3 separate regions of the Homo sapiens genome follow, and all the other regions are linked to region 1. A link is a contact called in ENCODE Hi-C or POLR2A ChIA-PET data. All regions are on one chromosome and are shown on one strand. Each heading gives the region's core, a stretch centred on a gene start or an enhancer-like site at or near the end of the contact. The rest is flanking DNA. Distances are from core to core; before and after follow the strand shown. Region 1 holds the start of GMPPA (GDP-mannose pyrophosphorylase A). Region 2 holds the start of ATG9A (autophagy related 9A). Region 3 holds the start of ZFAND2B (zinc finger AN1-type containing 2B).

Evidence for each region. Hi-C counts contacts between places; a loop is a spot of excess contacts on that map. ChIA-PET counts read pairs that join two places held with the same protein, here RNA polymerase II (POLR2A). Pooled maps may share reads with other maps.
Region 2: a map of gastrocnemius medialis shows a loop between it and region 1 (4-fold over the local background). The contact joins the promoter of ATG9A here to the promoter of GMPPA in region 1. A Hi-C loop is called at or near these places in 1 of 168 maps with a recorded cell type or tissue (gastrocnemius medialis), 2 of 37 single-sample maps with no recorded cell type and 14 of 50 pooled maps. POLR2A ChIA-PET finds 5 or more read pairs at or near these places in 1 of 52 experiments (K562).
Region 3: a loop to region 1 is called in a map of naive thymus-derived CD4-positive, alpha-beta T cell, with 8 times the contacts of the local background. The contact joins the promoter of ZFAND2B here to the promoter of GMPPA in region 1. A Hi-C loop is called at or near these places in 2 of 168 maps with a recorded cell type or tissue (both naive thymus-derived CD4-positive, alpha-beta T cell), 4 of 37 single-sample maps with no recorded cell type and 16 of 50 pooled maps. POLR2A ChIA-PET finds 5 or more read pairs at or near these places in 1 of 52 experiments (GM10248).

What each region holds. Positions count from the first base shown.
Region 1 is chr2:219,497,584-219,500,283 of GRCh38, reverse strand. GMPPA (GDP-mannose pyrophosphorylase A) reads right to left here and starts at 1,393. Exons shown (of 13, transcript NM_013335.4): 1 at 1,346-1,393; 2 at 269-328; 3 at 66-163. The coding sequence starts at 308. It overlaps SPEGNB (SPEG neighbor), which reads right to left. Exons shown (of 5, transcript NM_001286811.2): 4 at 2,423-2,564; 5 at 1,997-2,233. The coding sequence ends at 2,095. All of the region lies in intron 1 of ASIC4-AS1 (ASIC4 antisense RNA 1), which reads left to right. RefSeq lists enhancers at 1,324-1,513, 1,518-2,335, 2,336-2,700 and a silencer at 2,344-2,423.
Region 2 is chr2:219,228,246-219,230,945 of GRCh38, reverse strand. It overlaps ATG9A (autophagy related 9A), which reads left to right and starts at 1,310. Exons shown (of 16, transcript NM_001077198.3): 1 at 1,310-1,411; 2 at 2,461-2,512. It overlaps ANKZF1 (ankyrin repeat and zinc finger peptidyl tRNA hydrolase 1), which reads right to left and starts at 1,140. Exons shown (of 14, transcript NM_018089.3): 1 at 1,046-1,140; 2 at 541-718. The coding sequence starts at 688. RefSeq lists enhancers at 946-1,055, 726-1,273, 1,274-1,821, 1,822-2,370 and silencers at 1,206-1,335, 1,546-1,595.
Region 3 is chr2:219,205,332-219,208,031 of GRCh38, reverse strand. It overlaps ZFAND2B (zinc finger AN1-type containing 2B), which reads right to left and starts at 1,250. Exons shown (of 9, transcript NM_138802.3): 1 at 990-1,250; 2 at 611-705; 3 at 253-384; 4 at 1-145. The coding sequence starts at 1,044. RefSeq lists enhancers at 1-291, 1,409-1,658 and a silencer at 959-1,358.

The sequences.
Region 1 (2,700 bases), core at 144-2,643:
GAAAGGGGGAAACAGCATGAAGATAAGCAGGAAGTGAGGTGAGAGAGGGGAGCCCCTGAGGTTACCTGGGCACAGGCTTCAATATGGTGTTGGATCATAGGGACCCCTGCCACAGGAAACAATGGTTTGGGCACCTCAAAAGACAAAGGTCTGAAGCGAGTTCCTGGGAGAGGAGAGAGGAGAACATTTCGGCCTCCTGCCTTCCTCTGCCCCCATCCCGCCTACCACTCCAGCCCAACCTCCTCCCCCCATTCCCCTGGCACCTCACCCTTTTGAGGGCCTCCAATCAGGATCACCGCTTTGAGCATAATGGTGACTGCTACCTAAACTTCAAATTCCAACAGAGAAATCAAGCTCAGATCTCCTACCCCAACCAAGCCCCAAAACCCAAATAGCAACACTTAGCCCTCTCCCAAGATGTAAACCCAAAGCTCAATATAGTCTCTGCCTGGACCCAACACCTCACAAATCCCACACATCTCAAATCCCAGCAGAGAAATCAAGCTCAGATCTCACACCCCAACCAAACCCCAAACCCCAAATAGCAGCACTTAGCCCTCCCCCAAGATGTAAACCCAAAGCTCAATATAGTCCCTGCCTGGACAGAACCTCACAAATCCCACACATCTCAAATCCCAACCCAGATTCCAGTCGGCCTTCAAACCTCACAGTGATTCCTCCCAAATTCTGAAATTCACACCCCACAATTTGATCTCTAAAAGACTTCCCTCTGGCCATGAACAAATTCTGCAAATTCAGAAACCTGGCAGAGACTCCCTTCTCAGACCCAAACCTCAAAATACTGAAGCCTCAAATTCCCAAAGTGTTGCGTCTTCATTCTAGATATTAAGCCCTGAACCCCAATAGTGAACCCTGAATATTGGACAGCAAACCCTGAGTGAGCCTCAGATATTTAACTTAAATCCTGAACGTAATCCCCAAGTACTGAACTAACACTGATCTGAATTTGAAGAACCCCTAATCCCAGCAAAAATCCTCTATATGCTAAACATGAATCCTAAAACTAACCTCTGTATGTTGAACCCCAAATCAAAAGACAGGTTCCCTTGGCATCTCAAACACTGAACCTATTGACCCCCCTCCAGTCCTAATACGGACGACTGGGTCTAAATCTCTGGATTCGGAGGATTGATTGATTGCTGACCCTCTGAACCCCACAACTGACTCTGTCCAATAAACCCTGGCCTCTCATTGCCAGGGATTGTGGGACCAACACAGGGGCGGGCGCACCGAGGGCCAGCCAGGACCTCGGAGCCCGCTCTCCGTCTAGAGGGTGTCCCCTGCCCCTTACCCCTGCCGCCACCCCTCCACCAGCTCCCTTTACCACTAGCTCCCTTCACTCCAGCTCTGCCGCCCGCTACTGCAAGCTCCTTCCGCGCACGTGTCTTCTCGCAAGTCGCGAGAACTCATTCGCAGGGTCTGCCGGGAATTGTAGTCTGACCCTTTACCCGCTTTCTAACTTTATGGGAGAGGAAAGAGGTGCTGAAGTCCAGGGGTGTGACCAAGGGATCGCGGGGCGGGGTTAAATGCGAAGAAGGGTGGGGCCTGAGAAGCCCAGCCTGGAACTTAAGACTGGGACCCGAGCTGTTGGGGAATCGGCCTCGGGGCAGCAGCCGAAGTGAGGAACTGGGTCCCACAGGAAAACGGGACTAAGGACAGCAGGGGTGTGTGGCCAGCCCTGGAAGGGGCGGGGCCAGGGGCAAACAGCCACAAGGGGCTGGGGCTGGAGGCGCTCAAAAGCGGAGAAGGCGGAGTCCCAGGCCCAGCCGGCGGTACCGCTGGGAAGTGAGGGCGCCTTGGACGGCGAGGGCAACTCTTATCAGTTTGACTGTCTGAAATGCAGCACGGCGCTAGGCGCTCTCCAGACCTCCCTGTGACTCCAACAGGCTGTGACCTTGGCGTGGGGGTCTGGAATACGTGTGGGCGCTGGTGCGGGGGAGAGGGAATGGCGACGCGGAAGAGCAGGACAGACGCGGAGGGTCAGAGAGCAGCTTTATTAAGCAAGCTGGTGGAGGGCTGTGGGTCCCACCACCCCCGGGCTCGGCGCCAGGGCGGAAGGTCCGGGGGTGCCGTTCAGGCCACGTCGACGCGAGCGAAGCTCTGGTCCATGCCCAGGCTGTTCTCCACGTACACCTCGTACTTGCCGCTGTCCTGAGGCGTGGCCCGGCGAATGGTCAGCGTCGTGGTGGTGCTGCCGATCTCGAAGAACACCCTGCGGAAGGGCGGCGGGGAGGAGGGCGGAGCCGTGGTCAGTACACGGGCGCACTGGGCGGGGCTCCTTAGCCAGCTCTGTTCCTCGCTGCCCAGTCCCCGCCCCCGTCACTCCAGCCAGATTTCTGGGCTCAGTCCCACCCAGGTTCCAGCCCCAGGCCCTGGCCGTGCCGCAGGTCCCGGCCCTCGCCTGTCATCCTCCTCGATGTCCTCCCCGTCCTTGGTCCAGCCTACGTCGGGCGCAGGCTCTCCCAGGATCTCCGCAGTCAGCGTCACGGTGGTGCCTTTGCGCGCCTTAGTGTTGTCGGGTCCCTTTTGAATCTTCGTCGGGACTAGCGGAAGGAAAGGGGAGCGAAACCCCGTGAAGGACCCGGAGATGAGGCAGGGCATCACCTCACCGGCTAATACCCGGCACTAAATACAGATGCATTTAAACTCGCAGTGTGACGTTGAGCAAATCATTAGCCT
Region 2 (2,700 bases), core at 61-2,560, 270 kb after region 1:
CCAACATGGTGAAACCCCGTCTCTACTAAAAATACAATAATTAGCCGGGCATGGTGGTGCGGGCCTGTAGTCCCAGCTACTCGGGAGGCTGAGGCAGGAGAATCACTTGAACCCGGGAGACGGAGATTGCAGTGGGTGGAGATCGTGCCACTGCACTTTAGCCTGGGCGACAGAGCGAGACTCTCAAAAAATAAAGCTATACGAAACAAATAATAAATTGTTTCATATTCAGCAAAAAGGAATAATTTGAGTGGGGCCTGGTTAAATGTGGAATACATCTGAGAATTTTATCTCTACAAAGTTTAAAGTGTTTTTGAAGGGAATGGTGTTAACGTGAGGAGATACATGCAATGGCAAAAAGACTTGTTTGAAAACAAGGGCTGTGCTGGACATTACCCAGAGATTAAGTGAATTTAATCAAGCAGAAAGATAAATCAATTGGCCTCCTAAGCTCGGGAATACCAATAAGAATGTGTTCCCTGAACGGGCAATACGCTGTAAGGAGCCCTGTCACGTTTCACACGAAACCTTCCAGGATACCTGAACAGGAAGTACGCGGAGCCCGGGCCAGAGCCTCCCCAGGCGCGTGGCTCACCAGGCTCAGGCCCTGAAAGACCGGAGCATCCGCGCTGAGGTCAAACAGGGAGATCGACGCAGGAGCCGGGGCTGCATCTGGAGCCGGCGACATGGCTGAGCAGAAATTATTTAGCAGCAGCTCCTGGAGTAGAAAGCGTGTAAGAAACAGGGCTCCTGCAAACGAGATCCTACTGCTGCGTCTCCTGCCTGCCTGACTTGGTTTCTCCTGCACCGCAAGACTTCTCGTCTCTCATCCTGCTACCAACTGTGAGATGAATACCTTGGCCCCCGTCCACTTTCTCAAACCCCCAGTCTCAGCCCACAAAAGAATGAAATAGGCATTCGGCTCCCAAATCGAGTCCAACAGAGTTAAAAATCACTGAGCTTGCCTAGCCGAACTTTCTTCGTTACCCATGCGACCAGCAACAACTGGCCCGCGTAAACTCGCCCACGCCCTTAGAAGACGCACCAAACGTCCCGGGAGCTGAGCGGCTCGCAAGTCCTCAGGTCGATTGCCGGATTTCTGCAACACAACAATCCCCGTCACTACGGAGCAGCGAAGAGGACAACCGGCGGCGTCCGCACCTGAGCCCCGCCCCACGTAGAGCACACTATTGGGCCGCTGACTGTCCAAGACCCGCCTCGAGACTTTAGTCCCGTCCCTGAAGCCGAGAATTGGCCGTTGTGTCTCCGCCCCCCGTGCTTATTGGCCAGCCTGGCTGCGGGTGACAGTGAGTGGCAGACACCCGGCCTAGCGCCGCGGGTCGCGCCGAGCCGAGCCGAGCCGAGCGGAGCCGGCGGAGCCTCTGGAATCACCCGGGTCGCTGTTCCTGAGGTAAGACGTGAGACCGGTTATTGGAATCCCAGGCCCCGTGTCTGGCCTTGCCCAGGGGTGCCTGCGGAGCCCTAAGTGAGCTCGCGGCGGGTAACGGAGGAAGGGGCGCCGCCGGCGGGGCGGGGGCGCGCAGCCGGAATGTTTTGATTGCTGGCGCGCGCAGACGGGGGCGCGCGCGGGCGCCGGGGCCGCGCGCGAGGTTGTCCGCTGTTGGGAGCTGCCAGCCCTTGGCCTGGGGCCGGGCGACCCTGGGGCGAGGTGGACTCCGGTCCACGGTCGCCGCGGCTGGGTGTGGGGAGGCAAGCCAACCCACCCGGGCTATCAGCTGTAAGGCTGACTCGATCCCTGCAACATCCGCAGGAACCCCTGAGCCCAGGCCCAGCCGGCCGGGGCTCCACGGGCCCTGGTCCACACTGACCCTGTGAGTGGTGACTTCCCTGAGGGGCAGGGCTCTCACTAGCCCAGGGAATCCCACCGGGGCCAGGCTGGGCCAAGATCCACGGCCCCCAGGGGCTGCACGGACAGGTGAGTACCACCTCGACCATGCCTGGCTTACAGGACCTAGGGAACCCACAAATTCACCTAGGATCGGGGGTCTACACTGACCCAGTCAAGGTTTCCCATCCAGAAGGTTTGCTCACCGGCTGGATCTTTGGTGCTAGGGAAGTAAGAGAAGGGGTTGACCAGAAAGGTCCTCTTCAGGAAAGACTCTTGAGGTTTTGTGGACCCTGAGAAGTATGTCATTTCTGAGGCTAAGGTAGGGCAATGGAGAAATAGTCCAGAGGCGCCCCTGGCCTCAGGTCTGTACCCACTCATTCTCCATGGGGTCCCTAAGTTACTTCTTGAGACCCTGGAGTTGGAAGAGTGGCCCGGTTTAGCACAGCCAGAGGAAGTGCTCGTAGTCCTGGGCTGGAAGGGTGCTTCTTCCCCACTGCAGCCTTCCTGCCCCATGCTTGGCCTCCTCTTGGTGGGGTGTGGATGGCTGGGAGGGTTGGGTTCCTTTTTATCCCCACTGCCCACTCTCTGGGGCCTGACATCTTCTCCTCCAGCAGCTGCAGAGCATCGAGGGCTGGAGAGGAGCACATACTGTCCATGGAGCTGGTAGGGCCATGTGCTTTTCTCAAACATTTGTTTGTGAAGTGCTTCCAAACTGTTAGTCTCTTGGGAGACCAGGGTTCCCAGGATGGGCGGGGGAGGGACTCTTCTGTCCGTTAAATAGAAGATGAAACAGCCCCCAACAAAGGGACAGATTCTGGCTTTGGGCCAGGAAAGCAGCAGTAGACACCCAG
Region 3 (2,700 bases), core at 1-2,500, 290 kb after region 1:
GGCTGGTTGGGTGCCCCTCCCCAGAGCAATCATGGTCCAGTGGATGCCGGTGCTTGATGCAGAAGTTTCGGCTACAGCGTTCACAGGTCAGTTTCATCATTTCTCGCTGCCGGCAGCCAGCGCGTTCACACTTATTGGTGAAGATCTGAGGTGAAGTGAGAAGGTTGTCTCTGCTGAGACTCTGATTAGCTGTTTGGGTTTCCAGGCATCCGTAGTCCCAGCTGGGTTGTGGCTGACCCCTACAATGTTTACCTTACGTTTTTGCTGTGCTGGATCAGAGCGACAGTCTCTGTCAATGTGCTCTCCCACAGCACGGTCAGGGGGCTCCCCTCTGGCCACAGGCACAGGCACATTACAGAGAGGGCACACAGGTACCTGGATATCCTGTAGTCAAGGAGCAAGGGTCAGTCTGTGGCCCACTCCAGTCCAACAAATCTCTGGTCCTGAAAGAACTTGGATATGACCCACCACAAACACGCAAAAAAACAGTGTTTCCCAGCACTGACAGCCTCAGAAGGACAAAAGGGAGAAGAAACGTGAGACACAGATTTGGGGGATTCTGCACGCATTCTCCATCTGCCTGCTTTCACCCTGAGGATCGCCCCCTCACCTTTTGGTAAGCAGATCCACAGTGATGCTGGGCGTAGGCCACATGGTCTGCGCAGAAGATGCCTGAGCAGGCATCACACTTAAGCGGCAGAAAATCTGCAAAGAGTTGGTCGGATTGCAGGTCCAGCGGGACCTCGATGTCCTTCTCTCTCACTCAAGTCTTCCACTCGGGAAGGAAAACGCCACCCTATTTTCGACACACCGCCCCTTCCCAAGCCCATTACCTCCTTGGCCACGCCCCCTCTGCCGCTGACCACCCCCCCCCAGCTTCAAGCCCCGCCCCCCGGCATTGCCAGCCTGGGAGCCCACCCTTCCCTCCCAACCTGCGGTTCAAAGTCCCTGTCCGCTGGGCCCCGCCCCCCGCGCGCTCCGCCCCTCACCCAAGCGCTGACAGCTCGGCTCCGAACAGTGAGCGCCGAGGTCCGGAAACTCCATCGCCAAGCCGGGCAGGGTCTGCTAGGAGAAGCGACGAGTGCTGAGCGTCTTTAGGGCTCGTGCTCGAAGTCCGCACCGCGACCCCGCACTCTGGCGGGCTCCCTGCCCCGCCCCTTCCTCTCCCCCGCCCAGCCCGGGTTACCGGAGCCCCCGCGCCAGCCGGCCCCCGGCGCCCGCTCCTCCCTCGGCGCGCGCGGCGCGCTGACGTCATCCCGCAGGGCTGGCGCGTCCGGCGCAGTCTCCGGGCAGCCGGGGAGGGCCTCGGTTGAGCCCCGCCCCGCCTCGCCTTGCTCTAGAAGGCTGAGTCGGAAGACTGTCCCGAGGCGAGAGGGTGTTGATGCGCGGCTCCGCCACCCTGGGCGCGGGCGTAGCTCCGCAGAGGAAGGCCAGCGAAGGCAAAGACGGATATCTTGGGGGATGGAAGGCTGGGTGGTTTGGGGTCTTTCACAATTCGGTCCTTAGCCCGCTTCACACACGATGCCCTCCTCCTGGCCATTTTGTTCACGGCCACGGCTGCCCTTCGCCTCCACGAGCTGACAGCTCCTGTATTTCTCTGAAGTACAGACGTCTCTAGAGCTGCAGATCCCTCCTCAGTCTGAACTAGGCGCACCTGCTATGTGATCTTACTTCTTCCATTCTAGCACCCATATCACTAATGCGACCAACCCCTATATGAGCATACTGGGAAATCAGGAACCACGTCTACCTTGTTTCGTGTTAGGTCCCAGCACCTAACAGTGCCTAGAACAGTGTGGTCCTCAGTCTTTAGTGTGAATCCAAATCGCCTACGGAGCTAGTTTAAAATGCGGATTTCCGGGCCCTGGAGCTTCTAATTCAGTAGGAAGCACCTGAAGGAATTCTGACACAGATTGCCATGCACCACACTCTGAAAAACCCTAGCCTAGAATATTCTTAGTAATTATTGAATGTAGCCAGGACTACAGGCACAAGCCACCGTGCTCAGCTAATTTTTAATTTTGTAGAAATGGGGTTGGGGAGGGGTCTCTCTTTGTTGCCCAGATTGGTCTCGAACTCCTGGCCTTAAGTGATCCTCCTGCCTTGGCCTCCCAAAGTGCTGGGATTACAGACGTGAGCCACCACACCTGACCAATATAATTTTTTTTTTTTTGAGACACAGTGTCACTCTTGTCACCCAGGCTGGAGTGCAGTGGCATGATCTCGGCTCACTGCAACCTCTGCTTCCCGGGTTCAAGCGATTCTCCTGCCTCAGCCTCCCAAGTAGTTGGGACTACAGGTGCACACCACTGCGTCCAGCTAATTTTTGTATTTTTAGAGACGGCGTTTCACCATGTTGCCCAGGCTGGTCTCGAACTCCTGACCTCGTGATCTGCCCGCCTCGGCCTCCCAAAGTGCTGGGATTACAGGCATGAGCCACCACTCCCAGCCAATATTCTTTTTATTTTAAATTGCATCCAGGACTTTATAAATGCTTTTATTTTGTTTCAATATATAACTGTCAGATTTCAAATAATTTTTTCCCAGTCTCATTATAATCATTTGGTTCTAAGAATTTTGTTTATTCATTTTTTTTCCTCTCTATATTCATCAGTACAATTTAGAATTGTAGGCTTCCAGTCCCGGCATGGTGGCTGACGCTTGTAATTTCAGCACTTTGGGAGGCTGACGCAGGAGGAT